Linked DNA regions of Homo sapiens: region 2 is linked to region 1. The links are chromatin loops, found by intact Hi-C in ENCODE. Cell type or tissue: gastrocnemius medialis. All regions are shown on one strand.

Region 1 (2,500 bases):
CAGCACTGTGGGAGGCTGAGGAGGGCAGATCACTTGAGGTCAGGAGTTCGAGACCAGCCTGGCCAACATGGTGAAGCCCCATCTCTACTAAAAATACAAAAATTAGCCAGGCATGGTGGAGCGTGCCTGTAATCCCAGCTACTCAGGAGGCTGAGGCAAGAGAATTGCTTGAACCCAGGAGGCAGGGGTTGGAGTGAGCCAAGATCACGCCATTGCACTCCAGCCTGGGTGACAGAGTGAGACTCCGTCTCAAATAAATAAATAAATAGTAAAAATCATTTCGGAGGTCAGAGGGGTCCCCGGAAGGAATGCAGGAACCAGGAGACACAAGCCAGCTTTACTGGAGCGTGTTAGAGCCAGGACGCGCCTCTCACCTGAGCGGTTCAGCGTGCAGATGACAAACAGAGGTTCAGAGTCCTGGCTGTGTCTTCTGGGGCCTCCCAGTGGGGAGGGAGTGGCACTCTGTGTTTCCACATCCCTTTCTCCTGCCTGCACAGGAGGCAGAGAGCCAACCTGTGCTGAAGATGCATGAAACCGCCTCACGGAAGAAGAGGAACAGGGTGCTGACCTGCGTGACTCTGGGCAGGAGTGGGGTCTGTGAGACTAGAGGCAAAAGAAGCCACACAAACGCCCCAGGCTCCACTTAATTACGTCGTTTCCCGTAGATACAGGTCGGCAGTGCTGACGCTGCTCTGCCGGAAGCTGAAACTGAGCGATTAGGTGAGCAGCTGTCTGCGGATGGGAGCTGCTTTCTCACTGTTCCAGGAGAGGCTACACCCGTGTTGTAACAGAGCAGGTGTGCGGCGTCAGTGTGAACTGACGCTTAGCTTAGTGCAGATACAGGTGGCGACATACAGAAATACTGTGCACATCCCATAGCACACGCCTGCCTCTCCTCACCTTGACAGCTGAGAGGGCCTGGAAGCAGCAGCAGCCAGTGTCCACGAGCGTCCCCAGTGGCCAGATCTTGGTTTCTAATTCCATTCTTCAGTAAAAGCAACTGGGCTTCTTAGAGAAACCGCAGATTCCAGGATGGAGGCAGGAAGTATGCAAGATGAGACTGGATCATCTTACAGTGACAGAAAGGGAGGAACAAAACAAACAAAACAAAACCCAAACCCACGTGGATGGGGGCAGGCCAGAGGGACGCAGGAACCACCGAACACTCCCCATGACCAAAGCAGAACAATTTGAGCAGCAAAGTCAAGTCGCGTTGTATTATAACCCCAAGAACAAGATGAAGAAGCGTGGGTCCACACTGACGTAAATGATTGAATAGATATTAATACATGACTGGAGACAAGAGATAAGTCTCCCTTGCAGAAGAATTCCCCATCCTTCATGTAGATGAGTTGTTGTCACGAGGGGAGCTCAGAACCCTACTTCCTGAGTGTGGGATGTGCGCAGCTATGTGGTTCCGAAGAGTTCAAGACGAAAAGAGGGAGAAAGAGTAACTTCCCAGCAGAGGACCTGACGACCTGAGCCAGGCAATCGAGGTCAGCACCGATGGCGACCAGGCGTGTAGACTCGTGCCCTGGGTAAGGCGTGACCGGGATGGCACTTTACCTCTGTAGTCCTCCTCCCCAAGCACATCCTCCCCACTCCAATCATGAGAAGGACGTCAGAGTTCCAACAGAGGCTTCCAGTATACCTGACCAGTAGCCCTCAAAACTGTCAAAGTCATCAAAAATAAGGGAGCTCTGAGAAGCTGTCACAGCCAAGAGGAGCTGAAGGAGACAGGATGACTGAATCCTAGAACAGAAGAATATATTAGGCAAAAACTGTGGAAACCTGAATAAACTGTGCATAGTTAATAATAATGTACCAATATTGGCTCATTAATTGCAACAAAGGCACCATAAGCTTAAGATATGAATATTGGAGGACACTGGGGGAGGGGTGTGTGGGAGCCCTGTTCTATGTCAGTTTTGCTGTAAATCTAAAGCTGTTCTAAACAAAGCTAAACAAAGTTACTTAAAAAAGAAGCATCTCAGTACCGTCAGTGGGCCTGTGTGGCCCCTCATAGGTATCTGTATTTTAGCAAAAGAGAAATAAACGACTTTGGCTGGGTGCGGTGGCTGGCACCTGTAATCCCAGCACTTTGGGAGGTCAACGCGGGTGGATCATCTGAGGTCAGGAGTTGAAGACCAGCCTGGCCAACATGGTGAAACCCCGTCTCTACTAAAAATACAAAAATTAGCCTGGTGTGGTGACACACACCTGTAATCCCAGCTACCCAGGAGGCTGAGACAGGAGAATTGCTTGAACGCAGGAGGTGGAGATTTTAGTGAGGCAAGATTGTGCCACTGCCCCCCAACCTGGGTGACAGAGCAAGGCTCCATCTCAAAATAAATAAATAAATAAATAAATAAACATGAAGGAAGGAAGGAGAAAAGAAAGAAACGAACTTAACCACAAGCTGAGGAGCAGGAGTGCTGGGCCGACAGCCTTCTGGGAGACCCACAGCCTCCTGGAGGTCCGGGCGCTGGCCCCGCAGGGG
Region 2 (2,500 bases), 260 kb after region 1:
CTCTTGTCACATAATTCCAACATTTGTACAATCTCAGCCTTGGTGTCTTCTGCTGAATGTTTTTTCTCATTTGAAATCTCTGAAAGTTGAGATTTTCCTGGTAATCAGTGTCGATTAGATCCCGGACATTTGAGGCACTACCTGACGAGACTATGGACTTTATTTATCTTGTTTAGCAGGCCTCACCATGCAAGCAGAGAAACAGGTGCATCCCCTTAGCCACTGAGTCGGGGAGGTCTAGGTCCCCTGCTTAGCCTCTGACATCCACCTGGTGGGGAGGGGGACTAGCTCCTCATTACTGCTAGCCCAGGGTGGAGGTCCTGGGCCACCCCCAGTCCGCACCACTTTGCAGATGGGGTGGGACGGACCTGCTGACTTCTTTGCGCCTGGCACTGGAGTGAGGCAGTGACGGTCAGAGTTCTGTCTTGCTGGATTGGACTGTCTTCCCAGCCTCCTGGTTTCCTTGGGGCTTTTTGTCTCTGCCTGATGGTGAAAGGCTTCAGGTTTCTAACGCGCCCAGTCCAGGACAGACAGGAGACAAAAAGGAAACCTGGAGACTCCCTACACGTGACTCTGAGCCCCATCCCCCTCTTCTCTCCACCTCCCATAGCCATGCCGGCCTGACAACTCCCAGGGTTTTAACTGTTTCTAGCAGGCACAATAGGGTGAAATCCATTGCATCCTGACTGGAACTGAAGTCAACAATCATTTCTAAAACTGTAAAGGGGTCGTCCTAAAACCAAAAGGTTGACAAATGCTGCTCCATAATGGGGACTTCCGTGGGTCCCCATGGGGACGTCGCCTCCATAAAACCCAGGATCTCCCTTCACCCCAGGGAAGCCCCCTCCTACTGCCCAAATCTATATGAAGCTGAATTCTTTTTGGTGGGGGAGCAGGCCACATCTTAAAGGTAGAAGAGATGCAGAATAAGCTCATTTGTTGTTGTTCCACTCACTTCATAAAAATAACACATACCATAAATGGTTAACCACAAAATGGAACCTCTCCCTCTATATGAACAGTGTGGAAATCTGAGCAAATGTTTATATAAATCTGTTGGTGTTAACCCAGAAAGAATAGTCAATATCTTTCTTTTGCTCCCTATACCAGACACATCTCAACTCCAATTTGCTCCTCAAAACTTCTGGGAAGAATGACATGAAATTAAACAACAGATAGTCACCAAGTTTTAGTTTTAAAATAATAATGACAGCAAATTAAACTTACATTATTGGCAAACACTCGAAGGTCAAGCGCTACTGCATACATGACAGGCAGAGCCCTGCAGGGCAAAAAAGTAAACAAGTGTGAGGGGCTACGTGGGCCAAGATTCCATCCCCAGAGGTGGGAAGAACACGGACACCCAGGGCTACTATCCAGAATGGAGTCCGCACTTATCCAAAACTCTGACAGTTGTCTGCTTCCTCACCTTCTGTCCAGGCAGGCTGCAGGCCTCAGACTTCCTGATCATCCTGGGGCCCCACAATGCGGTGCTCCACACCCCTGTCCCCAACCCTGTCAGAGACCTCAGCCCTGCTTCAGTTCTGGGCTCCCAGGATATCCTCCTCCCCTCAGCTTCCCACCAGTATCCAAACAGCACCACTAAAAAAGAAGTGGTTTGATCAGATTTCCTAACAGGAACCAGAATATGTAATACACAAAATGTCACAAAACAACTTTTACAGCCAACTGGCAAAACTGGACTGTTTTCATGTGCAAGTTTTCACGTTAAAAGATAAAAGGGTGGCGGGAGGCAGAGGCTGCAGTGAGCCAAGACTGCGCCACTGCACTCCAGCCTCGGCGACTGAGCAAGACTCCTTCTCAAAAAAAAAAAAAGATAAAAGGGCGGGTTTGTTTGCAAAAGGCCTTTGGTTATTTCAGTATAAACAAATTTCAGTATTAACCTATAGTTTGTTAATAAATCATAAAATTTAGTTTGGCAAGGCATTTAAAAATACCACCATTATTATGTATTAGAACACCCCAAATGAACCGTAGTTGGTCTACCTCTTTTATCTAAGGTTTAAAACCAAAAGTTCAAAATTGACAACTGAAGGAAAAAACAGTATTTAATAAATATCTAGGGAAATGGACATCTGAAATAAAAATAATACTATATTGACATAGACACACTGCAAACAATGTGGCTGATCTACCATTTCAGTTTACTAGATTTGTGACTCCACTCATCTGTGTAGATATTACCATATGTCAACACACTGATTACCAAATATCCACATGGAAAATACAATACACATTTATTTAAAGCAAATTTGTAAAAAGATTCTGCTAAAAAAATTGCCATTTGCTAATTCAGCTGTTTCTGTTCACACTTACCAGTTTTCTTCTTTGTGGGCCTGGAATGCTCGCAAGAATGATGTACTGTATTAAGGAAGATATGGCATACAAAGTTCAAATAATGCTACGTACGATAAAAGTAAAGAATAAGAATCTAAATTTTAAGGAATGTAGATCACCCTTGAGCAGATTTATGTTGCAA

The links. Hi-C counts contacts between places; a loop is a spot of excess contacts. Peaks named below come from ENCODE experiments on the same cell type or tissue, not always from the same donor. Only the 100,000 strongest peaks of a DNase experiment are listed, where the experiment ranks them.
Region 2: it touches region 1 in a loop (5-fold over the local background); 13 of 110 quality-filtered maps call a loop at or near these places.

Annotation. Positions count from the first base shown.
Region 1 is chr13:112,930,686-112,933,185 of GRCh38, forward strand. It overlaps LOC124903214 (a long non-coding RNA gene), which reads right to left and starts at 667. Exons shown (of 2, transcript XR_007063877.1): 1 at 375-667. It also overlaps a transcript of MCF2L not described here. In gastrocnemius medialis, a CTCF peak has its summit at 945; no DNase peak of the experiment used is centred here; H3K27me3 peaks cover 116 bases.
Region 2 is chr13:113,193,844-113,196,343 of GRCh38, forward strand. PCID2 (PCI domain containing 2) reads right to left here. Exons shown (of 14, transcript NM_001127202.4): 5 at 2,338-2,379; 6 at 1,228-1,282. Among named protein-coding and RNA genes, the nearest start is that of PCID2, 14 kb to the right of the region's middle. In gastrocnemius medialis, no CTCF peak of the experiment used is centred here; no DNase peak of the experiment used is centred here.